Linked DNA regions of Homo sapiens: region 2 is linked to region 1. A link is a loop called in an ENCODE intact Hi-C map of the cell type or tissue named here. Cell type or tissue: CD4-positive, alpha-beta T cell. All regions are shown on one strand. Each heading gives the region's core, and the rest is flanking DNA. Links, peaks and the distances in the headings are about the cores only.

Region 1 (15,821 bases), core at 4,612-12,611:
GGCAACAAGAGCAAGACTCCATCTGGAAAAAAAAAAAAAAAAGCAAATCAGATCATGCCACATCCCTGCCTAGAGGCTTGGAAGATTTCCTTGTTTACTTGGAATAAAACCCCAAACCTGGCCAGGAGCAGTGGCTCATGCCTGTAATCCTAGCACTTTGAGAGGCCAAGGTGGGTGGATCACCTGAGGTCAGGAGTTCGAGACCAGCCTGGCCAACATGGTGACACCCCGTCTTTACTAAAAATACAAAAAATTAGCCAGGCATGGTGGCGGGCGCCTACAGTCCCAGCTACTCAGGAGGCTGAGGCAGGAGAATCGCTTGAAACCGGGAGGCAGAGGCTGCAGTGAGCCAAGATCATGCCATTGCACTCCAGCCTGGGCAACAAGAGTGAAACTCCATCTCAAACAAACAAACCCCAAACCTTACCTTACTAGGGCTCTGTGCCACCTAGACCCTGCCCATCTCTCTACTGTGTTCCCCTCTCATGCCCTCATTCCTTTTGCTTCAGCGTCAATGGCTTTCTTTCTGTTTCTCTTTTTATTTATTAAAAAAATTTTTTTAATTGAGATGGGGTCTCACTATATTGCCAAGGCTGGTGTTGAGATCCTGGGCTCGGCCGGGCGCGGTGGCTCACGCCTGTAATCCCAGCACTTTGGGAGGCCGAGGCGGGCAGATCACAAGGTCAGGAGATCCAGACCACCCTGGCTAACATGGTGAAACCCCATCTCTACTAAAAATACAAAAAAAAAAAAAAAAAATTAGCCAGGCATGGTGGCAGGCGCCTTGTAGTCCCAGCTACTGGGGAGGCTGAGACAGGAGAATGGCATGAATCCAGGAGGCGGAGCTTGCAGTGAGCCAAGATCACGCCACTGCACTCCAGCCTGGGTGACAGAGCGAGACTCCATCTCAAAAAAAGAAAAAAAAGAAAAAAAAAGAAATCCTGGGCTCAAGCAGTTCTCCCGCCTTGACCTCTTAAAGTGCTTTCTATTTCTCTAACTTGCCAGGGAGCCATATCCCCTTTCCCTCACCTGACCCCTTGAATTTTCCTGCCAGTATTCACAAGGGTAAAGGCCCCAATGTCACCTACCCAGCCAGCCTTCCCTGGCAATCCCCACTGGTCCTCTTTTTCTAAATTAAACATTTTAGAGATGGGGTCTTGCTATGTTGCCGAGGCTAATCTTGAACTCCTGGGCTCAAGCAATCCTCCTCCTTCAGCCTCCCAAGTGGCTGATACTACAGGCTCATACCACTGTGCCCGGCCTCGCCAGTCTTATCCCTCACCCTGTGTTCTCCTGTTTCCAGCAGTCATCCCTATCTGACATTTTTCTGCACACACTGCATCTTCCCCAGGGCAAGGTTAGCTCCATTCCTGCAGAAACCTTGCGTGTTTACTCTCCACTAAGTCCCCAGGCTTCGCCCACATCTGGCACATAGTAAGTGCTCAACATATGTCTGATGAGCTAATGGCCCATTAGGCCTGGATCCCCTCTCTATGGGAAATCATGAACTTGCAGCAAACAGAATCATCCAATAGACACTGGGCCCTACTATGCGCCTGGCACCGTGCTAGACAGCAGGGCAGCCACAGAGACACAGGCTCAGTCCTGGCTGAGGAACTCACTGGCCCACTGGGCAGAGATAATGTGCTTGTACAGTAAGGCCAGGCAAGGCGCATGCGCCCAGGTTCTACTGAAAGGCCGTCTGGGGTCAAAGGGTAGCTGGAGATAATGCCAGTGTGGCTCCTGGATCATATAAGAAATCCCACGCTGGGGTTGATGGCTCATGCCTGTAATCCCAGCACTTTGGGAGGCTGAGGTGGGAGGATTGCTTGAAGTCAGGAGTTTGAGACCAGCCTGAGCAACATAGTGAGACCCTGTCTCTACAAAAAATAAAAAATAAGCCAGGCATGGTGGTGCACACCTGTAGTCTGAACTACTTGGGAAGCTGAGGCAGGAGGATTGCTTAAGCCTGGGAGATTGTGTGTCCGGAATTGGTGGGTTCTTGGTCTCACTGACTTCAAGAATGAAGCCACGGACCCTTGCGGTGAGTGTTACAGCTCTTAAGGTGGCACGTCTGGAGTTTGTTCCTTCTGATGTTCGGATGTGTTCAGAGTTTCTTCCTTCTGGTGGGTTCGTGGTCTCGCTGGCTCAGGGGTGAAACTGCAGACTTTCGCGGTGAGTGTTGCGGCACGTCTGGAGTTGTTCGTTCCTCCCGGTGGGCTCGTGGTCTCGCTGGCTTCAGGAGTGAAGCTGCAGACTTTCACGGTAAGTGTTATAGCTCATAAAAGCAGTGGGGACCCAAAGAGTGAGCAGTAGCAAGATTTATTGCAAAGAGCAAAAGAACAAGGCTTCCACAGTGTGGAAGGGGACCCGAGCGGGTTGCGACTGCTGGCTCAGGCAGCCTGCTTTTATTCTCTTATTTGGCCCCACCCACATCCTGCTGATTGGTAGAGCCGAGTGGCCTGTTTTGGCAGGGTGCTGATTGGTGCGTTTACAATCCCTGAGCTAGATACAAAGGTTCTCCTCATCCCCATCAGATTAGTTAGATACAGAGTATCCACACAAAGGTTCTCCAAGGCCCCACCAGAGCAGCTAGATACAGTGTCGATTGGTGCACTCACAAACCCTGAGCTAGACACAGGGTGCTGATTGGTGTGTTTACAAACCTTGAGCTAGATAGAGAGTGCCGATTGGTGTTTTTACAATCCCTGAGCTAGACATAAAGATTCTCCACCTCCCCACCAGACTCAGGAGCCCAGCTGGCTTCACCCAGTGGATCCCGCACCAGGGTTGCAGGTGGAGCTGCCTGCCAGTCACGCGCCATGCGCTCGCACTCCTCAGCCCTTGGGCGGTCGATGGGACTGGGCGCCGTGGGGCAGGGGGCGGCGCTCGTCGGGGAGGCTCGGGCTGCACAGGTGCCCACGGAGGCGGGGGAAGGCTCCTGCATGGCTGGCTGCAGGTCCCGAGCCCTGCCCCATGGGAAGGCAGCTAAGGCCCGGCGAGAAATCAAGCGCAGCGCCGGTGGGCCGGCACTGCTGGGGGACCCAGTACACCCTCCGCAGCCGCTGGCCCAGGTGCTAAGTCCCTCATTGCCCGGGGCCAGCAGGGCCGGCCGGCTGCTCCCAGTGCGGGACCCACCAAGCCCACGCCCACCGGCAACTCCAGCTGGCCCGCAAGCGCCGCACGCATCCGCACGCAGCCCCAGTTCCTGCTCGCGCCTCTCCCTCCACACCTCCCTGCAAGCTGAGGGAGTGGGCTCCAGCCTTGGCCAGCCCAGAAAGGGACTCCCACAGTGCAGTGGTGGGCTGAAGGGCTCCTCAAGTGCCGCCAAAGTGGGAGCCCAGGCAGAGGAGGCCCCGAGAGTGAGCGAGGGCTGTGAGGACTGCCAGCACGCTGTTATCTCTCATTTGAGGCTGCAGTGAGCCATGATTGCACCATTGCACTCCAGCCTGGGCAATGGAGCAAGACCCGGTCTCAAAAAAATTAAATAAATAAAAAATAAAAATAAAAAGAGAGAGAGAGAAAGAAATCCCCTTTCTGAGCTGGGCCTCTCACCAGGGACACCCTCTGCGTAGAACACCCCTATCCACCGCACTCCAACTCTCCCAGGCTTTTTGTTCATTCTTTTGATTCCAGTGTCCACCTCCTTACCTCCAGGCCTTTCCTGACCCCTCATGTCCCACCTTGATGGCAGTCCCTTTAGATCCCCTGTCCTGATGCTGACCACTGCTCTGATGGCCGGTTTCCCTGCCTATACCTCCATATTCCCCACTCCCTGCCCACCCCATCAGTCTATTTGTTCCCGGAAAGCAGGGACCTTGACTAGCACCCAGTGCAGTGCTCAGTACATAGCAGGAGCTCAAGGAATATTTGTTGTCTGAATGAACAAATACACAGACAGAGTATTTCCTGGGAAGGCAGAATTTAATCTCCTTCCTGGCTGGGTGCAGTGGCTCATGCCTGTAATCCCAGAACTTTGGGAAGCCAAGGCAGGTGGATCACTTGAGGTCAAGAGTTTGAGACCAGCCTGGCCAACATGGTGAAACCCCGACTCTACTAAAAATACAAACATTAGCCGGGCATGGTGGCGGGTGCCTATAATCCCAGCTACTCAGGAGGCTGAGGCCGGAGAATTGCTTGAACCTGGAGGCAGAGGTTGCAGTTAGCTGAGATGGTGCCACTGCACTCCAGCCTGGGCAACAGAGCGAGACTCTGTCTCAAAAAAAAAAAAAAAAAAAAAAAAAAAAGACTCTCCTTTCTGAGGCCAGCACAAGGGGTTGAGAACAAGAGCCCTTCCACATGGTCACAGCCCGTTCTTAGTGTGTATTCACTGCTGGACTGGCCACTGCCTCATTCAGGGCTCTACTGCCAAGCCTCAAACTTTTTTTCTGTCTCTCTCTCTCTTTTTGAGACAGGGACACGTTCTGTGGCCTGGCTGAAGTGCAGTGGCACGATCACAGCTCACTGCAGCCACAGCTTCCCAGGCTTGAGAGATCCTCCCCATCTCAGCCTCCCAAGGAGCTGAGACTACAGTCATGCACCACCTTACCCAGATAATTTTTGGTAGAGACAGGGTTTTGCCTTGTTACTGGTCTGGAACTCCTAGGCTCAAGTCATCCACTTGCCTCGGCCTCCTAAAGTGCTGGGATCCCAGGTGTGAACCAGCCCACCTGGCTATTTTTTCCTTTATTATTATTTTTCTTAGGTCCATGAAGGTTCATATTGCAAGAAGTCCACAGGGTATAGAGCAACGTGGCTCCCTCTTTCTCTTCCCCAGAGGGAGCTGCTGCATGGTTTCCGTGTGCTGTCTTCCACTTTGCTGCATCTTCACTTCAGGGAGGCCTGCAGTCTGCAGCCCTCTTGGGACCCGAGGGCACCACTCCCTGTTGGAACAGAAGAGTCAGTTCTGGCATCAGCAGTATCACTCTGTAGCTGGGTCCAGGCAGAGGGGACATGGGCCAGGAGGATTTATTCCAGGCTGTAAGATGCCCAAGTGCAGGGCAGCTGGAGAAGCCCATGCCGAGAGAGCAGGCAGTGCCCACAGTCCTCCTTTACAGGGTGTCTACTGGATCTCATGTCAAAGCACCAAGATGCCAGGTGGCTTGATGATGCCTGGGGAGCCACCATGGCACTCAAGGGGAAAGGGTCTCACTCCACGGGGAGACCTGGAGAGGGACATCCCCTATCCAACCCCTTCTGCCAGGTCTAGCCCAAGCCTTCCCCAGGAGGGTTGAGAAGGCGGTGACAACCTCAACTACAGCTTCTCTGCCCAAACATGAATCCAGGTTTAGATAAAGATGAACAACAGGAGGCCCCAAAAAGGAAACCTGATGGGGCTCTGGGGAGAGAGGCTCTAGGGTTAGGGAAGGCTTTCCTGGGGGACTAGTGTATATACGAGCCTCAGGTCTTGTAAGGTTTTGGAACGAGGGTTGGCAGCTTCATTGTTGAGTCGCTGCTAAGTTGCAAGGGTGGGGAGTGTCAAGATATCTCCTAGTCCAATTCCATTTTCTTTTCTTTTTGTTTTTTGAGATGGAGTCTTGCTCTGTTACCCAGGCTGGAGTGCAGTGGCACGATCTCGGCTCACTGCCAGCTCTGCCTCCCGGGTTCACGCCATTCTCCTGCCTCAGCCTCCTGAGTAGCTGGGACAACAGGCACATGCCGCCACGCCCGGCTAATTGTTTTGTATTTTTAGTACAGACGGGGTTTCACCGTGTTAGCCAGGATGGTCTTGATCTCCTGACCTGGTGATCTGCCCACCTCGACCTCCCAAAGTGCTGGGATTACAGGCGTGAGCCACCGCGCCTGGCCTCCAATTCTATTTTCTATTCTCCATATTTTAGGACCAGGAAGGCAGATGCTGGCCACTCAGCCACTCTCATCCCGCTTTCCTACTCCAGACCTTATTAGGCTACCGTGACACCTTGTCTGCTAAGCAACACATGTCTGCAATGGGAGAAATCCCATTTGCCACCCTTCCCTAAAGGAGCTCTGCCTTACCTCAACAGGCCCCACGAAGAAGCCCATGGGAGTGGCCTCTCCTAGAGTTTTGCAGTGCACAACCTGTGCAGCCCTCCACAGGGGCCCTGCCCGGCTAGACAGATGGCTTTTGGAGGCTCCATAAGGTGGGAAGAGGGGTGGGCCCAGGGGGTTCATAACCTCCCACACTGCTTCACCCTAGGCAGTTCTACGCTCTCTGTCTTACACAGTGGACTTACATTGGACTTCTGAATAAGACTTCACTTGAGACAGCGTGTCCCATTGCTAATAACAATGACACAGGCTGTGACAACCCCTTCAGTAGAGAGAGACCAGTTAAACCACAGGCTTCACAGTCTTAATCCCAGCTCTGCCTCTTACTGCCTGCATGACCTTGGGTGAATAATACTATGTACCTCACAGTGTGGCTGAGAAGACCAATAGAGATAATGCAGGGACAGTGTGGCCAGTGTGGTGATAGTGGGACCACAAGGAAGAGGACAGTCCCTTCCAGCTCTGCCGGCAGAGCCTAGGGAGGGCTCTCAGCACTGTTGGCGCCGATCATTCTTTGTTATGGGGGCTGTCCTGTGCATCTCTGGTCTCTACCCACTCCATGCCAACCCTGCCCCCTCCTCAGTTATGACAACCAACAATGTTTCCAGATATTGCCAAATGTCCCAGGAAGACAAAGTGGCCTCCAGTTGAGAAGCGCGCGTCTGGAGAGAAATGCTGCAGGAAGCGAGAGGCAGTGGGAGCTGGAAGGAATGGGGAAGGCAGGGAAGTCAGCCTCCCCCTGCTCCGGAAACTCCTGTCAGCTCCTCTGCTCTGTCCCTGGAGACCGCTTGTCTCTGCTGGAGGCTTCCTCCTGATAAGGCTGCTTCGTGTGTGTGTGTGTGTGTGTGTGTGTGTGTGTATGTGTGTGTGTGTGTGTATGTGTGTGTGAGAGAGAGAGAAAGAGGAGCAGGAGGTGGGGGAAGGAGCTGGAGAGGGAAGGGAGAAGGAGAGAAGAAGGGGGAAGGGGGTAGGGAGAGGGATTGCAGAAGACAGAAGGAGAGAGCTAGAAGGCTAAAAATACCTCTGGCCCCCACGTCCCTAGTTTCTGCACAGACCCAAGATATAGCCCTGGGGACCTGGGGCTATATCTGGCTACATAGTCTGGAGTCCTTTGCCCCCTCCTCTTAGTTACCTGAGGGAGATGATTCAGGCCAGAAGGGGTGCAAAGCGGGAAGAGGAAGGCAGGAAGAGGAAGGCACCCAGTCTTTGCTCTCCCTGTCCCCCACAGACAATCCCCCAGCAGGTTTGCCTTCTGTGCCTCCAAAATCCACCAGGGTCAGGCTCCTCCCACTCGCCCCATCAGCCGCCACCTCTTTGTTTCTGGAGTTACCACCTCACTGGTCTCCCTGCTTCCACGTTCCTTCTTCCTATCATGTGTTCTCCAGGAAGCAGATGGAATGACATGAAAAATGTAAATTGGATCGTGCCATCCCCATGCCTAAAGCCCTGTAATGGTCCCCTCAGTCCTCAAAATCCAAGCCAGATGCCCGGCTACAGCCTTCAAGTGTGCACGGTCCCCAGGCCCCTCTTTCACTCACCACCAAACTCCCACCACACTGTCCTTCCTTCTATTCCTTGCCTGCACCATCCCCCTAGCTTTTTACCAACTGAGGCGTTATCTGAAATTCCTCTGCCTGCTTTTCTCAGCCCCATGTCCTAAGCATTAAGGTGTCCACAAAGATTCCTTTCTCAGACATGCCTTCCCTGCCCACCCCATCTGAAAACGACCTCTTCAAATACTGGCCCATCATCCTGTTGTTCTTTACAGCACTTTTGACTTTATCTTCTTAATTCCTGGAGGGCAGGGACCTCACGTGTTTCTTCTGTATCTCCAGGGCCCATGTGTCTGGCACACAGTGAGCAGTCAATAAAATGGATTGAATAGACAAATGAATGAACAATGAGATGGTCTCCAGAGCCCCTCCCAGCGTGCTGGCTTTTTGTGTCATTGCAGACTTTGCACCTCTGGCTCCAGGGAGCTCACAGGCAGGGGCTGGTCCAGCCCAGAGGCGATGAAGACAGTGACGATGATGATGGTGGTGGAGATGCAGGCGCTGACTCAGGTAGCTCCGTGAAGCTGGAAATAAGTCATTTGAGGCAAATGAAAGGATGACCCAGGTCACAGTGGGGAGAACACCTTGGGTGGGGGACTTGCTCGCCTTTCTCTGTGATGCTAATAACAGACTTGTCATGGCTCCAAAGCCCTTTTCCTCCTTTCAGCTGTCTCTCTGTGACTGTCTTTGTGACAGTCTCATTGTTGTTGTTACTAAGATGGCTTCCCTCAGAGGACGGACACTTGGAGTAGTGGCAGGTTCGGCCACCCCTAGAGACGATGGCGGTGGGGACCGGGGCAGCCCCCTGGCCCCCTGGGCTCACCCCCTCCTGCGCCACCCCGGGCCGTGCCGTGCCAAGCCGGCCACCAGAGGGCGCGCCAGGTCGCGGCATCCCGGCTCCCCGTCGGCCTGGGGCCGGCGGGCGGGGCTCGGCTGTCTCCTACTGAGGCCTCGCACTTCCTCTCTGTCTTGCCATTCCTGTCTCCCTCTCTCCCTACCTGGCATCTCCCCCTGCTATCTTCATCCCCTGCCCCCTCCTTCGTCTCCATTAGCAAACCCGCATGGTAGCCTATCTTGTGGTGAGCCCCAGTGTCCGGCGCGGGGAGGGACACAGACGCGTCCCAGTGGGATCTCCGCTCACTAGGGAGTTCACAGCCTAACCTGAACCCCCGCACCAGCCCAGAGCAATGAAGCCTCCTGAAAGGACTGCTGAGGAGAGACAGGCCGTCCTACAAGAAGTGGGGCAGGACATGGTCTTCCCCACGGAGGTGGCTCCACATCCCTCCCACCTACCCCAGCCAGGGGCCCTCTGACTGTGCCACTCACCGTGCAGGCGCACCACACAGGACGTCCTGTGATGGAAAAGGCTTAGGCAGAGTCTGGCTGCCTTATCTCACTAAGGGGTAAACTGAGGCTCCAGCAGTGAAACTAGTGTGAAGTCTGGGTTCAAATTCCATCTCTGCTGCTTAATAGCTGGACGACCTTAGACAGCCTTCCTAACCTCTCTGAGCTCAAGCTGCGGAAGTGGCAGCCTCTTAGGATTATGGGAGAACACACATGCAACATGCTTAGCACTGTGCCTGCAGTTAGTCATTATTCTTAAGAAAGTGGCCTACCCATGGCCACCTATTGAGCAGAGGTGGCAGACCTAGGCCCAGAATCCCCATCTGACCTCTGAACTCTCAGGCCCTAGTTCTTTCTGCCGTTGTGGGCAGAGGCTGCAGGGAACAGCAGAGGATGCAAACGCCCGTTGAGTCCTTTTTTTTCTATTTTTTTTTTTTTGAGGCGGAGTCTCCCTCTTGTTGCCCAGGCTGGAGTGCAATGGCACGATCTTGGCTCACTGCAACATCTGCCTCCTGGGTTCAAGAGATTCTCCTTCCTCAGCCTCCTGAGTAGTTGGGATTACAGGCGCCCACCATCATGCCTGGCTAATTTTTTGTATTTTTAGTAGAGACGGGGTTTCACCATGTTGGCCAGGCTGGTCTTGAACTCCTGACCTCAGGTGATCCACCCGCCTTGGCCTCCCAAAGTGCTGGGGTTACAGGCGTGAGCCACCGCACCCGGCAAGTCTTTAGTTTGAGGAGAGGTCTGTGTTACTGTCCCCAGCTGTCTCATCTGTGTTCTCCTGCCATGGGCATCTCTTGGGATGGCTCCACACTTCCTCCTGGCCTGGCCACACCTAATCCTTCAAACCTAGCCCTTGGGTGGGGAGAGGGGAAGGTGGCCTTAGCATTGCCAGGGAAGTATGAACTGGCACAATCTTCATGGAGGCTTCGTCAGTGTCTGGCAATCCTCTGACCCAGTTGTTCTACTTCAGGGGATTTAACCCTACAAGAGGGTCATATATATACACATATGAATGTATACATATTTGCGTGCATTTATACATATATCTCTGAAGGATACATAAGAAACTAGTAGTTTTGAGTTGGGTGCCATGGCTTACACCTGAAATCCCTACAGTTTGGTAAGCTGAGGCAGGAGGATCACTTGAGCCCAGAAGTTCCAGACCAGCCTTGGCAACATGGCAAAACTCCATCTCTAAAAAAAAAATACACAAATTAGCAGGGTGTGGAGGCATGTAATTGTAGTCCCAGCTACTTGGGAGGCTGGTGTGGGAGGATCACTTGTGTCCAGGAGGTCGAGGCTGCAGTGAGTCAAGATCGCGACACTGCACTCCAGCCTGGGCAACAAAGCGAGACCCTGTCTCAAATAAAACAAAAATCCCCAAAGAAACTAGTGGTTTCGTTTGCCTAGGGTGGGGGGGTAGGGTGGAAGGGGATGGGAGTGAGGTGAGGTGGGAGATTTTCCCCATAGCTCTTTTGTTATTCTTGGATATTAAGAGAAGTGAATGTATTACCTATTTAAAAATAATAATTTAAACGTTTTTTAAATAGGAATGGTAGCCAAATGCAATGCCATACAATTAAATAACAAAATAATAAGTAAAGTCAGAGTTGGGGGAGGAGCCAGGTGGGATTCCCTCTCCCCTTCTCATTTCTCACCCTTCTTCTTTCTTCCTCTTTCCCCTCCCCCTCCTCTCTTTCTTCAGGAAGCCACCTGTCCTGTTTTCTCCAGCCCACAGTGAGGTTTCTTTGAACTCATTCATTCATTCACTTATTTATTTATTTTTTGCGACAGGGTCTTACTCTATCACTCAGGCTGGAATGCAGTATATGATCATGGATTACTGCAGCCTCCACCTTCCAGGCTCAAGTGATCCTCCCACCTCAGCCTCCTGAGCAGCTGGGACTGCAGGTGCACACCACCACACCCAGCTAATTTTTGTATTTTTTTGTAGAGATGAGATTTCACCATGTTGCCCAAGCTGGTCTTGAACTCCTGGGCTCAGGCGATCTGCTCGCCTTCACCTCCCAAAGTGCTGGGATTACACGTGTGAGCCACCTCACCCAGCCATTCATTCACTGATTCATTCTTCATTTATTCTTTCACCAAATGTGCTCTTGGGTGGAAGCAGGGATTTAGGCAGACTCTACTTTCTGCTCTCTACAGGGGAGATGGATATTGAGACGACACAATCCTCAGTATTGTCATTATCATTCATCGAAGTGCCATGAAGGAGAAGTGGCATGGCAGCATAGAAAAGGGACCTGAACTAGCCTGGAGGGCCAGAAAGGCTTTTCTGAGAAAGTGACTCCTTTATTTCCACTTAACTCTTCAAAAACTTTTTTCTCTTATGAAGAAACTCAAATATATACAAACATACAATACCCCATGTACCCACAGCCCAGCTCCATACTGATCAACATGGCCAATCCTACCTTATTTTATCCCACCTACTCCCCCACTTCACCATGTCAAAAAGCAAAATGTCAACAAATTGAGTTTCAAAAATTTAACTGGCTTGGCCGGGCGTGGTGGCTCACGCCCGTAATCCCAGCACTTTGGGAGGACAAGGCAGGCAAATCACGAGGTCAGGAGATCGAGACCATTCTGGCTAACACGGTGAAACCCCGTCTCTACTAAAAATACAAAAAAAAGAAAAATTAGCCAGGCGTGGTGTCAGGCGCCTGTAGTCCCAGTGACTCGGGAGGCTGAGGCAGGAGAATGGCATGAACCTGGGAGGTAGAGCTTGCAGTGAGATTGCACCACTGCACTCCAGCCTGGGGAACAGAGCGAAACTCCATCTCAAAAAAAAAAAAAAAATTTTAACTGGCTTTTCTTAGCGATTCATGAATTGGGCAGAATCCCATATACAAAACAGAAAGGTGCTCCAATGGGGTAACCAGAGAAGCTGGGCTTTTTTTTTTGAGATGGAGTTTCACTCTTGTTGCCCAGACTAGAGTGCAATGGCTTGATCTCAGCTCACTGCAACCTCTGCCTCCCAGGTTCAAGCGATTCTCCTGCCTCAGCCTCCCAAGTAGCTGAGATTATAGGCATGCACCACCGTATCCGGCTAGTTTTTATATTATTAGTAGAGATGGGGTTTCACTGTGGTGGCCAGGCTGGTCTCGAACTCCTGACCTCAGGTGATCTGCCCACCTTGGCTTCTCAAAGTGCTGGGATTACAGGCTTGAGCCACCACGCCCTGCCAGAAGCTGGGCTTCATAGGCAGAAAAATGTTGAAGAAAGCAGAAACGGGGAACAAAAAGTGGATTGGTTATTTCAAAGTTACATTCCTTGTAGGGTTAAAGCAGAGGGGACCTCCTTATCATGCTGTCTCAGGTTGACTGGGGCATTTTAGCTAGCTGCTGTGAATATCCTATTTTTTGGAAAACTGGCCTATTTCTAAGTTCAGTTTGATTATATGGCCCCTCAGAATGAGTGACTCCAGTTTGGTTTGGCCTGATTTGTTAGGACCTAGTGCAGAAGTTCAGTCCAAAACAATGGCATCTCATAAATTTTATTTAACGATGCTCACCTCATTTTTTTTTCTTTGAGAAAAGGTCTTGCAATGTTGCCCAGACTGGTCTCAGACTCCTGGGATCAAGCAATCCTTCTGCCTTAGCCACCCAAGTAGCTGGGATTATGAGTGCAAACCACTGCATCCAACTCCACCCAATTATTTTGAACCAAATCTCAGATATTATATTTCTTTTTTTTTTTTTTTGAGATGGAGTTTTGCTCTTGTTGCTCAGGCTGGAGTGCAATGGCACAATCTTAGCTCACTGTAATCTCCGCCTTCCGGGTTCAAGCAATTCTCCAGCCTCAGCCTCTCAAGTAGCTGGGATTATAGGCACGCGCCAACATGCCTGGTTAATTTTGTATTTTTAGTAGAGTTGGGGTTTCACCATGTTGGTCAGGCTGATCTCGAACTCCTGACCTCAGGTGATCTGCCCACCTTGGCCTCCCAAAGTGCTAGAATTACAGGCTTGAGCCACCGCGCCCAGCCTCAGACACTATATTTCATCTGTAAATATTTCAGTATAAATTTCCAAAAAATAAGGACTTTTAGGCCAGGCAGAGGTTGCAGTGAGCCGAGACTGTGCCACCACACCCCAGCCTAGGCAATAGAGTGAGACTCCATCTCAAAAAAAAAAAAAAAAAAATACCCACAGGGTTCTTGCTGTGGAGCATGCACCTGTAGTCCTGTAGTCTTAGCTACTTGGGAGGCAGAAGCATTGCTTGAACCCAGGAGTTGGAGGCTGCAATGAGCTATAATCCTGCCATTGCACTCCAGCCTGGGCAATAGAGTGAGACTCCCCATCTCTAATAAAATAAAGATAAAAATAAAAATAAATAATACGTTTTTTTAAAAAAGCTCACTATGGAGATGGAGTGAAATTCCACGAAGGGCACACAATGAGTGATGCATGAACGTGCTCAGCCCATGTCTTTCCTCCCCAGCTCCCCCTCATCCCCTGCATCCTATTTTCTTTTCCTTTTTTAGGGGGGGTGGGGATGGAGTTTCTCTCTTGTCATCCGGGCTGGAGTGCAGTGGCGCAATCTTGGCTCACTGCAACCTCTGCATCCCGGGTTCAAGCAATTCTCCTGCCTCAGTCTCCCGAGTAGCTGGGATTACAGGCGCCCGCCACCAAGCCCGACTAATTTTTTGTATTTTTAGTAGAGACGGGGTTTCGCCATATTGGGCAGGCTGGTCTCGAACTCCTTACCTCAGGTGATCCACCCGCCTCGGCCTCCCAAAGTGCTGGGATTACAGGTGTAAGTCACTGCGCACGGCCGCATCCTATTTTCTTTACTGGGAAACACACTGCTGTGGAGAGGGAAAGAAGCCAAGTGCTCAGGGCCTATCCAAGGTAGGAAGCCTCACCCTGCTAGCAGCCTTGAGCTCAGGCTTCCTGCTTTCTGAGAAATACTGTCCCGAGGTCTCCAGCTCCATAGCTAGGGATGGTCTGGGGGTTGGAAAGAAAGGGGGCGTAACAGCTAAGGTTTTCCATTGGCTTTTTGGGGACCAGTGGTGCCTCAGATAGAGAAGCCCAAAACTGAAAGTTTCTCAGAGAATTATAAAAAATATATGTGGTAGTCTCGTCTCCCACTGCCAGTATTGTGGTTTTGGCAGAGTTATGATAAGGGCCGAGTCTTCCATCTGGCATGGGACCCAAGGCCTCCCAGTCAAAGACAAGATACCATTAATGATTAGATTGTCATCTTGGCCAGGATTTGCTCTCTCAGCAGGAAGCAGAGGTTGCAGTGAGCCGAGATCGCACCACTGCACTTTAGCCTGGGTGACAGAGCAAGACTTCATCTCAAAAAAAAAAAAAAAAAAAAAAGCAACTGAAATACCCCCACACATTACATATTTGCATGTTCATACATGTTCAAAGTCGTGTACACTTATAAACAGACATGCCTGCACAAGTGTGCACACTCCTTTATCACAGGTGCTGCTGGCTTCCCCCTTCCTGATGAACTCTGTCAGATGCCCATTTCTCCTAGCAACCTTGTTTTCTGAAAGGCTGACTCCAACCCTGCTCCAGGAGAGGGACCTTCATTAGTCTAAGCCAACCCTGGTGGTCTTAGTCCCTCTGATGGAGATTGGTTTACCTTTGGGCTATGTGACCACGTTCTAGCCAATGACATTTGGAAAGAAGTTGGCTTGGGGCTTCTGTGAAATTTTCCTTATTCTTAAGAAAGTCATCTCAGAAGTGAAGACTCATTTACCTGTCATTGGATTCTGTAATGTGAGAGTGTGGGGTATGGAAATGCTGCAGCCATTTCGTGACCTTGAGGATGCAGAATTAAGCAGAGTGGAGAAGTGGAAATGACCCAGGGCCTCTAATGCCGTTACTGATCCACACAATCAGTCAACTTGAGAGTCCTCCCTTCCCATCTCTGGAATTCTAGTCATGAGAGATATTAACTTGATTTATTGTTCAAGGTCTCTTTTCTTTTTTCTTTTCTTTTCTTTCTTTTCTTTTTCTTTCCTTGTAGCCTAAGGCAGCAAACCGATACCCTCCTTCCATAAACACATTATCTCACATATACATATCCATATATCTGTATATAAACAACTAGAGCCATATATAGAAAGTCACAGCTGAGCACATGTGCACGCTGTTTACATGTATGTATAATAAAAGCAGGCTGGGCGTGGTGGCTCATGCCTGTAATCCCAACTTTGGGAAGCCGAGGAGGGCAGATCATGAGGTCAGGAGTTTGAGACCAACCTGGCCAACATGGGGAAACCCCATCTCTACTAAAGATACAAAAAATTAGCGGGGCATGATGCGTGCCTGTAATTCCAGCTACTTGGGAGGCTGGGGCAAGAGAATCGCTTGAACCCGGGAGGCAGAGGCTGGAGTGAGCTGAGATCATGCCACTCCACTCCAGCCTGGGCGACAGAGCAAGACTCTGTCTCAAAAAAAACAAAAAAGCAAAAAAACCCACATAATATTCTACATGTATCCACAGTGATTCAAACTTAATATACACAGAGAAAAGTATACATCCTCCTAGGTACACAGATAGAAGGACACATATACATCATGTTTCATACATGCATGCAAATCTATGTATAGTACAACAGACATAAATGCACACGGGCAGTATGCATTTCTACACAGAGCCACACATACTGGTTACATCGATGGCAACATTATTTTTTCCTACCCACGTCTAAACAGCCACAAAGTGCATACCCACAGCTCTGAGGGCTGCTTGGCTATGAGCACCCAGGACTGAAGAAAGTTCAGGAAATAGTTAGGAGAGGGACTTACAGACCAGAACACCACTGAGGAGTGAGGAGGTCAAGTCCAGGGTGGCTTGGACATGCACGGCAGCACCTGGGTCATGGATGCTAGACACAGCACCAAGGCA
Region 2 (15,821 bases), core at 2,963-10,962, 190 kb after region 1:
TATGATCCAGTAATCCCACTGCTAAGTATGTATCCACAAGAAAGGAAATCAGTGTATCTGCACTTCTGTGTTTACTGCAGCACTATTCACAACAGTAAACATATGGAACCAACCTAAGTCTCCTTCAATGGATGAATGGATAAAGACGTGGTATATATACACAATGGAATATTATTTGGCCTTTAAAAAAGAATGAAATCCTGTCATTTGCAGCAACATGAATGAGACTGGAGGTCATTATGTTCAGTGAAATAAGTCAGGCCTAGAAAGACAAATATCACATGTTCTCAGTCATATGTGGGAGCTAAAAACATGGATCTCATGGAGATAGAGAGTAAAATGGTAGTTAGCAGAGGCTGCAAAGAGTAGGGTGGTGGTGGTGGTGGTGGGCAGGGGAGAATGCAGAGAAGTTGGTAATTAAGTAAAAAAAATTACAGTTATAAAGAAGGAATATGGGGCTGGGCATGGTGGCTCACACCTGTAATCCCAGCACTTTGGGAGGCCGAGGTAGATGGATCACTTGAGGTCAGGAGTTCGAGACCAGCCTGGCCAACATGGTGAAACCCCATCTCTACTAAAAATACAAAAATTACCCAGGCGTGGTGGCAGGTACCTGTAATCCCAGCTACTCGGGAGGCTGAGGCAGGAGAATTGCTTGGACCCGGGAGGTGGAGGTTGCAGTGAGCTGAGATCTCACCATTGCACCCTAGCCTAGACAACAAGAGCAAAACTATGTCTCAAAAAAAAAAAAAAAAAGGAATATGTTATAGCATTCAATAATACAGTAGGGAACCTATAGTTAACAGTAATTTATTGTATACTTCAAAATAGCTAGAAAAATTGTAATGCTCCCAACACAAAGAAAAATGTTTGAGGTGACAGATATTACAATACCCCGATTTGATCACGACATATTGTACACATGTGTAAAACTGTCACATGTACACCCCAAATATGTATAACTCTCAAATATCAGTTTAAAAAAAGAAAAAAAGATGACATACTCTGCGGATATCAGATGGCCTCTTTCCCCAAAATTCCCAATGACTGCCCAATAGGTCCATGTACAAGAGAGGCCATGCTGGCAAGGATGGAGACTTACATTTAGGCTCAACAACATGGACTTCCTCTCACCAAGTTTGATATGCTGAGTGCCTGACCTGCCAACAGCAGGGACCAACACTGAGCGCCTAACATAGGTACTTGGTGGCAGGTTGATTACAGTGGGCACTTTCTATTTACTGTCACTAGAAAAGATACATATTCTGGATATGACTTTGCCTTTATTATCTCTGCCAGCCTTATTAACTGTCATGGTATCATGCATCACATTACTTCTTATCAAAGATTAGCAAAGGGGTATGTATTAGTCTGCTTGGGCTGCCACAATAAAATGCCACAGACTAGGTGAATTAAACAACAGAAATTTATTCCTTACAGTGGAGGGTGTGAAGTCCAAGATCAAGGTACTGGCAAGGTAGGTTTCATTCTAAGGCCTCTTCTCTTGGCCTTGTAGGCAGCTGCCATCTTGCACAAATCTCTTGGTATCTCTTCTTCTTATAAGGGCACTAATCTCACGGGACCAGGGTCCTGCCCTCATGACCTCACCTAACCCTAACACCCTCCCAAAGGTCCCATCTCCAAGTACTGTCATATTGATGGGGGGTTAGGCCTTCAACATATGAATTTGGGGGGGAAACATTCAGTCCATAACAGAGTGTGGCAATAGACTGATGCCCATGGAATTTATTGGTTTTGTCATGTACTTCATCACCCAGAAGCATCTGCTTTGTTAGAATGATAGAATGATTTACTTAAGACTCAGTTACTTGCAACTGAGAGAAAATAACCTAAGAGGATTAGGTTCTATTTCACAGGATGCAGTATGTGCTTTGAATTGATAACCAAAGATATGTAACCCTAACTTCCAAGGTCAAAATATGAGCCCAGAAATCAAGGAGTGAAAGTGGGAGTGGCTCATTTTACTATTGCACCTAATAATCCACTCACAGAATTTGTGCTTCCCTTTGCTGCATCTGTGAACTGTTATTTTGGCAGTCTTGTTTCCCAAGAGAGGAATGCTTCCACCAGGGGATATAACAGTGGTTCTAGTGAATTGTAAGTTGAGACTGTCACTGATCATTTTGGGGTTGTGCTATGAGGATGAATTCCAGTGGGCCTGAAATTGGCCTCAGCTGTTTGCATAACACCAAATCCTGGTCAAGGCATAATATATCCTGATTAATAATATTGTTTTGTAACCTTATGTATGAGGAGTTTCAGGGTAGTTTGTACCAGTTTGTCAACACTGTTTATTGTAATAGTCAGATGAATGATTTATACCTGGAGACCTCTGTCCCTCCCGCTGTTCTCCTTCCTCCAGGGACACAAAAACTTGGTTGCTGGGGCTGGTTATGTGCCAAAAATACGCCTGTGTGAACAGCAGGGTGTAAGAAACCCCAGCTGAGGCTCCATTTTGAGCCCTCTGGTTCTGAGGTGTTCCATGCTCATACTGTTGGTCCCTGATCCAAGAGAGTGTGTCCCTACTGCCCTGTGTTAGTTTCCTATTGCCGCTCTAACACTTTACCACAAAATCAGTAGCTTAAAATGACATAAATTTATTATCTTACATTCTGTAGGTCAAAAGTCCAAAATCAGTCTTATGAATTAAGGTAAAGTTGTCAGTCAACAGGCTGATTCCTTCTGGAAATTCAAGTGGAGAATCTGTTCTTACCTTTTCCAAATTCTAGAGGCTGCCTGTATTCCTAGGCTGGTGGCCTCTTCTTTCATCTTCAAAGCTGGCAGAGTAGCATCTTCAAAACTGACTCCCTGACCTTTGCTTTTATCCTCACATCTTCTTTGATTCTCCTGTCTCCTTAAGAGAGGGACCCTTGTGACCACAATGGGCCCATTGGATAATCCAGGATAATCTTCCTATCTCAAGATATTTCACTTAATCACATTTTCGAAGTCTTTTTTTGCCATGTAAAGTAACATATGCACAGGTTTCAGGGATAAATATGCAGACACCTTTGAAGGACCATTTTTCTGCCTACCACAAGCCCTGACAGTTAGTGCTCAAAATTGTCCTCTCCAGACCTCTTCTTATGAGGCAGCCTTTGGGTATGATGCATATCTGTACTTTAATGCTGATACTATCCTATTTTCTTTTCCTGTAATAAATTATAGATTTGTCATTTTGGGTCCTATTATCTGGCAAATGAATTCTGTCCATCACCATTAGTACTGGGCTCATGTCACTGAACCAATACGCAAAGAGGGGGAATATTTTACTGGCTAGGGCAATCAATAATGATTACTAAGGAGAAATTGGGTTGCTGCTACACAATGGCAGCAAGAAAGACTATGTCTGGGACACCAGGGGATGCTCTGAATACACCTCTTAAAGCTTCCACGTCCAATAACAAATGTTAATAAAAAGTAATTCTTTTTATTTCTTTTTATTGCCTAATTGCCCTGGTTAGAATCTCCAAGTACAATGTTAAATAAAAGTGGTGGCTGGGAGCAGTGGCTCACATCTGTAATACTAGCACTCTGGGAGGCCAAGGCAGGCAGAATGCTCAAGCTCAGGAGTTTGAGACCAGCCTGGGCAACATGGCAAAATCCCATCTCTACAAACAATATAAACAATTAGCCTGCCATGGTGGTGTGTGCTTGTGGTTACAGCTACTCAGGAGGCTGAGGCAGGAGGATCGTTTGAGCCTGGGAGGTGGAGGCTGTAGTGAGCCATGATTGTGCCACTGCACTCTAGCCTGAACAACAGAGATAGGCCTTGTCTCAAAAAAACCAAACAAACAAGTGGTGAGAGTAGACAGTCTTGACTTTTCCTGATCTTATAGGGAAGGCTTTTTTTTTTAACCACTAAGTATGTTAGCTGTGGGTTTTTCATATTTTCATAAATGCTCATCAAGTTGAGGACATTTCCTTCTATTTCTAGTTTTTTTTTTTTTAATTAAAGGATATTGGATTTGTCAAGTGTTTTTTTTCCCGTCTGTTGAAATGATCATGTGGTTTCTTTTATTCTGTTAGTTTGATGTATCCTACTGGTTGACTTTCACATTGAACCAACCTTGCATTCTTGGAATAAATCTCACTTGGTCACAATGTATAATTTTTGTCACATGTTGCTGGATTGAGTTTGCCAGTATTTTATGGAGGATTTTTATAAGCATATTCATAAGGAATACTGGTCTGCAGTTTTCTTGTGATGTTATTTGTTTGGTTTGATATCATGGAATGAGGTAAGTGTTCCTCCCTTTTCATTTTTTTGGAAGAATTTGTGAAGGATTGGTGTTCTTTTAATATTTGTTAGAATTCATCAGATGACAGTGAATCCATCTGGCCCTGAGCCTTTCTCTGGTTCCTTGGATTTTTTTTGGATTACTGACTCAATCTTTTTACTTGTTATGGGTCTATTCAGGTTTCCTATTTTTTCTTGAGTCAGTTTTGGGAGTTTGTGCCTTTCTATTAATTTTTCTGTTTCATCTAGGTTATCTAATTTGTTGGTATGCAATTGTTCATAATATTTCCTTCTTTGATTCTGTAAGGTTGGTAGTAATGTCCCCTTTCATTCCTGTTTTTTCTAGGTCTAACTTAAGGTTTGTCAATTTTGTTAATATTTTCAAAGGACTAACTGTTGATTTCTATGATTTTCTCTATTGTTGGTGAGTTTCATTTATTTCCACTTTAATCTTTATTATTTCCTTCCTTCTGCTTGCTTTGGGTTTAGTTTGCTCTTATTTCTCTAGTTTCTTTAGGTGGAAGTTTAGGTTATTGACTTTTCTTTTTTTTTTTTGAGACAGAGTCTTGCCCTGTCACCTAGGCTGGAGTGCAATGGTGCGATCTCTGCTCACTGCAACCTCTGCCTCCTGGGTTCAAATGATTCTCCTGCCTCAGTCTCCCAAGTAGCTGGGATTACAGGTGCCTGCCACCACACCCAGCTAATTTTTTTATTTTTAGTAGAGATGGGTTTTCACCATGTTGGCCAGGCCGGTCTCAAACTCCTGACCTCGTGATCTGCCTGTCTCGGCCTCCCAAAGTGTTGGGATTACAGGCGTGAGCCACCATGCCCGGCTGACTTTTCTTTTTAATGTAAGCATTTACAGCTTACATTTGTTCTCCGCTAGAACAGAGGGAGAAGGTGGAATAGCTTTTGCTTGCTGGGTCTCCTGGCTTCCTTCTTTTTCCCATGCTGGATGCTTCTTCCTGCTCCTGCCGCCCTTGGACATCAGACTCCAGGTTCTTCAGCCTCTGGACTCTTGGATTTACACCAGTGGATTGCCAGGGGCTCTAGGGCCTTCAGCCACAGACTGAAGGCTGTATTGTTGGCTTCCCTAGTTTTGAGGCTTTCAGACTGAATCCCTACTGGCTTCTCTCATCCACACCTTGCAGATGGCCTATCGTGGGACTTCGCCTTGTGCATCATGTGAGCCAATTCTTTCTAATAAAATCCCTTTCACATATACATACATCCTATTCATTCTGTTCCTCTGGAGAACCCTAATACAGGTAGCAAAACCGACCACTGGAAGTCCAGACACATCCTATTAGTTTAGAATGTATAGCATCTTTCCTATTAATTCCAGCAAAAGTACTACAGCTAACTAATTAGCCAGTAGGGGGTAATATGGACTGATAGTGGGGGGAAAATAGTTCCTCAAGAAAAATCAGGGTGTTATTATTAAAAGAAGCAAGTGAATGAATGAATGCTAAGCAGGTCAAAACAAGATGATCAGACTGTCAGATCTCTTGATTCCTATACGCCAAGAACTACAAAGTTTATACAACTAATCAGTAGCTGAGACAGGACTCAATCCATTGCTGAAGTATGATAAGATTTACAGCAAATTTGTAAAACAAAAGTAAAATAATCTAAGGTCTCTCTTTATTCATAGAAGCACAAATCACAACACACAATAACCTTATACTGCCCTTCAAATTAACGTAGACTTTGAAAGCTTCATATTCGATGTTTCTAAATGCCTGGTAGATATTAAAGCCATGCTCATAGTATTTGATATAATTTGGTGCTAAAAAAAAAAACCTGTATACTATCCAGAGCTTTTTTTTTTTTTTTTTATATGGGTCTCTATTGCCCAGGCTGGAGTGCAGTGGCATAATCACAGCTCACTGTAGCCTCCACCTCCAGGGCTCAAGCGATCCTCCCAATTCAACCTCCCAAGTAGCTAGGACTATGAGGGCATGCCACCACACTGGGCTAATTTTTGTAAAGAAAGGGTGTCACTTTGTTGGCCAGGCTGGTCTTGAGCTCCTGGGCTCAAGTGATCCTCCTGCCATGGCCTCCCAAAGTGCCAGGATTACAGCTGTGAGCCACTGTGCCCAGCCTTTTTTTTTTTTTCAGACAAGGTCTCACTCTGTCACCCAGGCTGGAGTGCAGTGGCACCATCATGGCCTACTTCAGCCTCAACCTTTTGGGCTCAAGGAAACTTCCTGTCTCAGTCTCTTGAGTAGCTGGGACTACAGGCATGTGCTACCATGCCCAGCTAATTTTATTTTTTGTAGAGACGGGGTCTTGATATGTTGCTCACGCTAGTCTTGAACTCCTGGCCTCAACAGCCCTCCTGCCTCAGCTTCCCAAAGTGCTGGGATTACAGGTGTGAGCGACTGCACCCGGCCGCAGAGTCTATTTTTAAAAATTGAGGCTGGGCGCAGTGGCTCATGCTTGTAATCCCAGCACTTTGGGAGGCCAAGGCAGGTGGATCACTTGAGGTTAGGAGTTTGAGACCAGCCTGGCCAATATGGTGAAACCCTATCTCTACTAAAAATACAAAAATTAGCTGGACGCAGTGGTGGGCATCTGTAATCCCAGCTACTTGGGAGGCTGAGACAGGAGAATCTCTTGAACCCGGGAGTGGAGGTTGCAGTGAGCCGAGATCACGATCACACCACTGCACTCCAGCCTGGGTGACAGAATGAAACTCCGTCTCAAAAAAAAAAAAAAAAAAAAAATTGAGATATAATTCAAGTATCATCAAGTTCACTCTTTAAAAGTATAAGTTAGCCGGGTGCGGGGGCACATGCCTGTAACCCCAGCACTTTGGGAGGTCGAGGCGGGTGGATCACGAGGTCAGATCGAGACCATCCTGGCTAACATGGTGAAACCCCCTCTCTACTAAAAATACAAAAAAATTAGCTGGGCGTGGTGGCGGGTGCCTGTAGTCCCAGCTACTCAGGAGGCTGAGGCAGGAGAATGGCATGAACCCAGGAGGCGGAGCTTGCAGCGAGCCAAGACGGCGCCACTGAACTCCGGCCTGGGCGACAGAGCAAGACTCTGCTTCAAAAAAAAAAAAAAAAAAAAAAAAAGTGTAAGTCTATTTGGTTTTGCTTCCCATTGGCTCATGCCTGAAAATGCTGACCTATTATTTACTAACTTTCAGCAGTTTTTGGTGGCTTAGACAAACAGTGAGGATGTCAAAAATGCACACGCTTGTATTACAGAAAAAGTCATTGATATTTTCTTTCCCACCTGGGTTTCCCAGTGATTTCTTGCAGTCTCATGGTTACCGGCTCCAACAGAGTTCTGCCTGCCAGTTTTCAGTCCACAGAGGCTCAGGTAAGGAATTTTAAATTTGAGCCACTAGTACCTTTTCTAGAGATGTTTAAAATCAGCTATTTGGCAAAATCTGTAATGTGAGTAAAGTTGCTTTCTCATTCAAACCTATACAGAGAGTGACATCTGCTGGTCATGAAGATTATGTTTTTATTCTATTTTACTCCTTTTCAAAATTTATCAATGACTCTAAAATAAAACATAAGAAAAGTAATTATCTCTTCTTTGGGAAAAAAGAAACCAACACATGACTAAAAATTCCAATATATGTACCACTGTGGGACATTTTTAAACTAAAAAAAATTGAAATTCCTTCATTTTAGCAAACACTGCAGCTCTTTCATTTGATCAGGAGAAAATAAAATTGTTGTAGAATTTGAAAATGAATAAAAATCCTAGTTAGCCATTTCCTTAAAAATGTCCTTTGAGTTTTTGTTTCAGAGCAGCAATAACTAATTTAGTCTAAGACCTAATGAAAGACTGGCTATCAAAGGTCATTTAATCCTGGTCCTTCTATCATACTATTAAATCCTAGGTTTCATACATGCCCATGTCCCTATTCCTACCTCCTTCCTAACTTTAGAATTGCATACAGATTAAACTTTATATACACACATCTAGATTTTTTTTTTTTTTTTGAGATGGAGTCTCACTCTGTCACCTAGGCTGGGGTGCAGTGGCACAATCTCAGCTCACTGCAACCTGTGTCTCCTGGGTTCAAGCAATTCTTCCGTCTCAGCCTCCTGAGTAGCTGGGATTATAGGCGCATGTCACCATGCCTGGCTAATTTTTGTATTTTTAGTAGAGGTGGGGTTTCACCATTTTAGCCAGGCTGATTTCGAACTCCTGACCTAGTGATCCGCCCACCTTGGCCTCCCAAAGTGCTGGGATTACAGGCATGAGCCACCGCACCTGGCCTACACATCTAGATTTCCATATTAGCTTTGGAAATTTTTCTGTCTTTGATGTTAGATTGTAATAGGAAAATTAGGACCTATATTCTGTTACTACATTTTTCAGTGAAAAAAGGTGTGTATTTATACTTACTGATAAAATATAAACTTTGATTTGCGTACTAATGTGGCATCTAAATTTGGTAGTCAGGTTCCATTTCCCTTCAGGTTTATTTTTTATTTTTCAGTATTATAAAAGTGTTCTGATTAGCCACCTTATAAGTAAAACTTTTGGACATTCCTGATTCTTTCCACATGATAAATTTATAGAGGAAAAATTCTTAATCAAAGGGCTATAAATAACCAACAAAGAGACTAACATTAGTGTAATAATAATAAAAAATTGAGAGTAGTAGGAGATGGATATTTTATAAATTCAATCCTTACATATTATCTAGGGGAGTCAATATATAACTTTTAAAGCTGATTCAACTGCTATATGTCATGGTATGAACATACTACTTAAGAGATGTGGGTGGAACCACAAGAAATTACAGAAGAAATGGGTAATTGGGCAGGAAGGGGATTGTGGCTTTTCCTTATAGGACTCTCTATATCATTTTTTCCCAGCCTTGAGCATGTAGTACTTTGATAAAATATTAATGTTTAAAAATAGAAATGAAAATTTATTTAAATTAAAAAATATTTTGCCAAATTATCATCCAGAAAAAGTGTGCTAAGTTAGATTCCCATGGGGAATTTTTTGATGGTCTTGAATTACTCCATTGATTTCATGTCAATTTATTTATGATTTATACTCTGACATTTTGAACTTAGAAAAATACATATAAGATGTAATATAAGTGACAAAATTAGGGTAAAGGAAAAATAAGTATAGGAAAAATTGAACCCAGAGGACCCAAGAATCCAAGAATCCATCAGAACAGTCTGGAAAGCTGGTTATGAATGAGGATCCTTGACCTTATCACAGGCCTACTAATCACAATCTCTAGGGTAAGGCTCAGGAATCTCCTTTTCAGCAGCCTTGATAACTTGGAGTTCTGAAGTAATTTAAAGATGACAAACAGTGATTAATATATTAGGCTATTTATTAATATGATATTCATAGCACAGGAGCTAGGGGAATGGACATTGTGAGACTAACTCCAAAGAGTATATTTAAAAGTAAGTCTTACATAAGCCAGATCATTCCTTTTCCCATTATATTTCATAATCCTCTTCTGATTTCATTAACCTCTCCATAACAAAGACGGGCGAACTCAATCTTTCATTTTGCCTTTTTGACTTCTGGGATATCTTCTCTTTTCTCCTGGCTCAATTCCTAGCCTATTGCACCATTTAGCTGGATATTCTAGTGCTTAGGTATCTTTTTCATATACCACACGAACAGGTTAAACAGATACTTAGAATTGGGAAAATCTCATGATAGCAACTAGGCAGTAGTACTTAATCTTTTCTGCTGTGTTTTTATTCTCAAAACATATTTTCACATGCCTCATTCAAAATTAAAGTTCTTAAGTTTTTTAGACATAGAATTCAGTATATCATAAATATGAAAGAGACAGAATTACAGCTTAATTTTACAATGATATTAAGATTGAAATTATTCATTAAAAAAGTATATCAGCTTACAGTGACTTCTGCTGTAGCTGTAGCTTTTGTTCAATGATGTCCGAGAAACGAGGAACTTTTTTTGAAATAGCCACACGGATATCATCACTCAGATTAAAGCAGCTTCTGGACTTTGTTTTGAAATGTAAAAGTGATGAAAATCCCAACTCACAAAGGTATGTAGTTGCAAATGGCATAAGGATTTCTAGAGCTGTCTTTGCCAGGTTTGGAAATGCTGTGAATTGGGCACACCAGAAATCCTCAAGCTTCATTGTCTCAAATTCCATTAGGATTTGGCCACTAGCTCGTAATTCAGCAAGATCATTTTTCATTAAATAACTATCATCAACAAAATCGATATTAAAAAGAAATGGATCCAATATCCATTTACTTGCCTCATTAAGATCTCCAATGGAAAAATATCCATGGAAGAAGTTGCTCAATTGTTGCAGATGCAGTGTTATTTCAGCTGCAATGAATATGCCTTCATTATCTGAAACAATTATTTCTTCAAGAAAAGGAAAATTGGTAAAATTTCTTTTCTCAATTCGTTTTTGCCAAAATGGAAACTTCCTAACAAAAGCAGATAACTTCTCTCTAGCTGATACTGTGTTCATCCCAGTCCTCTGCATAGATGCACTGAGTTCATTTAAGTGTTTGAATAAATCTGCAAGGTATGCTAGGTGAATTTTAAACTCTTTATTTTCAAAGCCATCAACTAAATTACTGCTCTTGTGGTGAAGAAACTGATTTATTTCTTCATACATTTCAAAAATGTGAGTAAGTATTTGGCCTCGGGAAAGCCACCTCATTTCAGTATGGAAAAGGAGGACACTATATTCTATGCCAATTTCTTCAAAGAAAGCCTGAAATAGGCGATGATTTGGAGCTCTCCCTTTGATGAAATTTATTACCCTCACCACAGTAAACAGAGCATCCCTCAGTTTTGTAGGCAATGTCTTTATGACAAGTGCATGAGGATTCAATAAACAATGTGTAACTACGATATGAGGTATCTCTTTTTTCACGTAGGCAACAAACTCGGAATTTTCTCCTAGCATAGAGGAGGCACCATCAGTACAAACAGAGCCACATACATCAAGTGCTATCTTATGCTTCAGAAAGAAGTCTCTGAAGAGATTGAACACATCTATTCCTTTCATGGATAGCTGCAATGGTTCACAGAAGAGAAATTCTTCTACGATCTCTCTTTCTTTTATATAGCGCACAAATGCCATTAGCTGACTGCAGTCATCCATGTCAGTTGTCTCAGCAAGCTGAATACCCACTTTAAGAGGACTGGCTTTGATATCTTCTAGAACTTGCTGTAAGATATCCTGGCTCATTTCATCAATTCTAGAATGGATCACATCATCTGATAAGGGTACCTGCTGAAGCTTTTTTTGTGCATCTGGTCCCAAAACTATTTGTGCTATTTCCAGTGCACAAGGTTTCACTAACTTTTCAGCTACTGTATGAGGATTCTTCTCCTTGGCACATAAATACGCAAATTGATACGATGCTTGTAATAAAGTATCCTCATGAGATGCAACTCCAAATGCTTTCAAGGTTTCACTCTGATCAGATGGTGCTGGCATATGCTTCAGGCTATTGAGATCATGCCCAGCTACACCACCATGCTGTCTGTTAAAATGGTCTGACAGTTTTGATGGTCTGAGGTCAGCATTTGAAAATACTGAGTTACACAACACACACTGTGGACGCTGAGTTCCATCTACTTCCGTTGTACAGGTGAACCAGTAGCGAACATAGTCATCATCCCATTTGCGTTTCTTCGACATGGCACACAAAAATTCTCAGGTAGTATTCCAGAGATGCCACAGAATTTTGCTTTGGGAGTAAAATATAACCCACACATTAAAAACCAGTGGCTAACTGAATTAAAACAAAGCCACATCACATGCTATCTTGTATATGTCAAGATACAGCCTGCAGCATGTCAATTCGAAGTAAGCCATGACAGGATATAGTTCAACTTAAAGCTAGCAACTCATAGCTAATGCCCTGGAATAAATGATTTGCCAGCAAGTTATATATGGGAGATTTGAGCTTAGACAAGTTATGAACACCTGTAAGTCCTTTATTGGTGAATTATAGTTATGGCTTAACTTGTTTTCAATAATGTATGTTACAAACAAATCTAGCACATTTTGTATCCCTAGAAAGGGCATCTCACTACCACCACCTTCTTCCACTCAGCCCCAAAGATGTATGCATACCCTCAGTTAAGAATCACTGAATAAAGGAGCAATTCACTAAATAAGGAAGGGTGGATTCTGACATGGAGGTTAAAATAATTGTATACATTTATGGGGTACAAGCACAATTTTGTTATATGCATAGACCACATAGTGGCAAAGTGAGGGTTTTTAGGGTATCCGTCACCCAAATAACATACATTGTACTCATTATTTCTCATCTACTCCCTCCCACCCCACTCTTCCACCCCACCCTTCCAAGTCTCCTTTACCCATCACTCCATTATCCACGTCCATGTGTACACATTATTTAGCTACCATTTATGAGTGAGAACATGGTAGTTCTTTTTAATAGTTAAAGACTAAACAGGTCTGTAATACTATTTGAACCTTGAGCAGTTTTGACTCCAACTTAGGCAGAGAATTTCAAATAGGTCTTTAAGTCTGATTAAGCCACCCCTGATGCAAAGGTAGGCTACAAATTGGCTCAGAGCTTCCTTGCTGCTAAGTGTAACACACTATCAGTCCATGATTCATAGTGTCCATATAAAAAAGCAAAATGGTCGGGCGTGGTAGCTCATGCCTGTAATCCCAGCACTTTAGGAGGCTGAGGTGGGTGGACTGCCTGAGCTCAGGAGTTCGAGACCAGCCTGGGCAATATGGTGAAACCCCATCTCTACTAAAAATACAAAAAATTAGCTGGGCATGGTGGCATACGCCTGTAGTCCCAGCTACTAAGCCAAGATCATGCCACTGCACTCCAGCCTGGGCGACAGAGCAAGTCTCTGTGGAAAAAAAAAAAAAAAAAAAAAAGCAAAACAACTTGCTCAGGGGAAACACAACTATTCTTGTTACCGAGACTTCAGAAAAATCCCTCTCATAGGAGAACACTCTTAAGTAAAATAACGAATTTCATGATGCTTTTCCACCTAAATACCTCTAAGGGAAAGCAGTCAAGAACACACACATGCACATACACAAAATAAGCAGCATTCCTAAGGTTTGGTTTAACCCAAAGACAGGATGTAGAAGGCCCTACCCATAGAGATTCTGATTCTCCAGCTATGGAGTGGGGGCCTAGAATCTGTATTGTAAGTATTTTAGATAATTCTTATAAATAGTAACTAGAACAGTGATCTGTGACAAGAGACACCATATCATCACAATCACTGGGAAACCCTTTCAAAATATACACGTCCCTGCACTACCTTAGAACTAATACATATCTTCTCCAGAAGCAGAACAAAAGAATATGAAATAATGTTGTTCAGGCAGTCCTGAAACACAACCTGGTTAAGTAGTCAGGCTTAGGGGAATAAAAACGTATCCTTCAAACCAATCCTTAGCTAACAAATATTCTAGGTTTCTAAGTGAATGGTCCCAATGCTTTAATAGATATTTAAATTTTCTACATTTTCTGAGTTGATGACAGCCTCCTATGAAAGTTGAAACCTAAAATGAAAGCCATATCTTTTCTCTTTCTCTCCCTTTAGCAACGAGTAAAGGCATAATCCACAGGTAGGCTCAAATATACCTTAGAAAACATTCTATCTCCAAGATAAGTAAGTGATCCCCAAAGTTTCCAAAGTTCTGTGCCAGAGAATGTGGCTGAAATAAAGTAACAGGTACACATTTAAATCTGAATGCCCACTTTGGACATTAAAAGAAAAATCACAAGCCAAGAATATCCACTTAAAGCATTAGCTTTCAAGTGGATCTACCAAGATGAACTAGTTGTAAAGTGTACTCCAATAAAATAAGCTGAGCTGTTACAAGGTTGTTATGAGCCTGTTAAATTGGAGGATGTCTGCCAATCAAAAAAGACAACCTGAAGTTTAAAGAGCTGATCTTAAGACTTCTTTTGTCAAGTAATGAGACTACATGACCACTTTTGCTTAGAACCACTTCTAATTAATGACGATAAAATTATGACATTACCATAAATGCTTATTTTTCTGTATTCTATTAATGTATATTTATCATGTAATATTTGGGGAGGAAGAGGGAATAAAGGAAAATGTTTTTAGTCACATTAGAAATCATTACAAGAGGGGCCCTGCACGGTGGCTCACGCCTGCTACCCCAGCACTTTGGGAAGCCAAGGCGGGCAGATCACTTGAGGTCAGGAGTTCCAGACCAGCCAGGCCAACATAGTGAAACTCTGTCTCTACTAAAAATACAAAAATTAGCTGGGTGTGGTGGCGCATGCCTGTAGTCCCATCTACTCGGGAGGCTGAGGCAGGAGAATCGCTTGAACCCAGGGGGCAGAGGTTGCTGTGAGCTGAGATCATTGCAGTGAGCTGAGATCACGCCACTGCACTCCAGCCTGGGTGACACAGCCAGACTCTGTCTCAAAAAAAGGCTGGGTACGGTGGCTCATGTCCATAATCCCAGCACTTTGGGAGGCCGAGGAAGGCGGATCACCTGAGGTCAGGAGTTTGAGACTGGCCCTGCCAACTTGGCGAAACCTCGTCTCTACTAAAAATACAAAAATTAGCTGTGCATGGTGATCCCAGCTACTGGAGAGGCTGATGCAGGAGAATCGCTTGATCTGGGAGGCAGAGGTTGCAGTGAGCCGAGATGATGCCACTGCGCTCTCCAGACTGGGTGACGGAGTGAGACTCTGTCTCAAAAACAAAACAAACTGGAAATCATTACAAGATCTGTTAAGAGTCCATTCCTATCCACCTTGACTATGTCTCTCAAGTATATTTTAATTTAAAATTTATCTGTTTTGAACAGTTTTAGGAAAATCAATTTAAAGTATTCTTCTCCATAACCCTCAAAAAGGGAGAACAGGTGGCAAGAATTTTCAAGGGCCTCAAAGATGAACTTACTGCCCAAGAGGCTTGTGTTTTAGAACCTCACAATTTGCACTTGCGCTTTTGTGGTATTTAGGAATTACAATATCCTAAAAAACGTAAACATTAAAAAGCATCATGATAAGGAGATATTGTTAAACAGGCATGATAATGGTATTGTGGTTGTGTTTTTAAAAAGTCCTCATTTGTTAGATACAGACAATTATTTACAAGTGAAATAAGATGTCTGGGATTCCTTTGAAATACGTACTTCAGCACACTCACAAACATGCACAAAGCGGGGTGGAGATAAAAGAAATGACTGGCCTTAAGTTGGTAACTCTTGAAGCTGGATGATGGGTATACATCATTACACCGTTCTATTTTAATGTATTTTGGAAACTTTCCATAATAAAAAGATAAAAAGCATTATCTTAAGATAGATATCACTCATTTTAAGCATGATTCTTTTGAGAGATTATCTTCAGATGCTTAATGAAAGATCTGATATAACAAAGTAAAATGTTTTTGCAAGTTTATGAAGGGTAGATATGAAAAAGTATTACAAATGAGAAAAATCAGTTAAAAGTGAACACTCACAAAACAAATATTTAGGGAATGCTAATATATATATATTCCAGCAGTGAAAACACCAAAGTGCAGCTGTAAACCTAAAACTCCAAAC

What was found. A loop is a pair of places that touch in the nucleus more often than their neighbours do. Peaks named below come from ENCODE experiments on the same cell type or tissue, not always from the same donor. Only the 100,000 strongest peaks of a DNase experiment are listed, where the experiment ranks them.
Region 2: a loop joins it to region 1, with 9 times the contacts of the local background. A loop is called at or near these places in 41 of 110 quality-filtered maps.

Annotation. Positions count from the first base shown.
Region 1 is chr5:160,191,065-160,206,885 of GRCh38, forward strand. It overlaps FABP6-AS1 (FABP6 antisense RNA 1), which reads right to left. Exons shown (of 4, transcript XR_941148.3): 2 at 13,658-13,758; 3 at 7,163-8,107; 4 at 4,632-4,883. It also overlaps a transcript of FABP6 not described here. Among named protein-coding and RNA genes, the nearest start is that of FABP6-AS1, 11 kb to the right of the region's middle. RefSeq lists silencers at 2,369-2,569, 8,222-8,581. In CD4-positive, alpha-beta T cell, for the core only: a CTCF peak has its summit at 8,444 (motif pointing right); a DNase peak (open chromatin) is centred at 8,477; H3K4me3 peaks cover 447 bases.
Region 2 is chr5:160,383,573-160,399,393 of GRCh38, forward strand. FAM200C (family with sequence similarity 200 member C) reads right to left here. Exons shown (of 2, transcript NM_022090.5): 2 at 9,576-11,967. The coding sequence starts at 11,918. The coding sequence ends at 10,134. Among named protein-coding and RNA genes, the nearest start is that of FAM200C, 8.6 kb to the right of the region's middle. RefSeq lists enhancers at 14,624-15,123, 15,443-15,821. In CD4-positive, alpha-beta T cell, for the core only: CTCF peaks have their summits at 7,728 (motif pointing left) and 7,929; no DNase peak of the experiment used is centred there.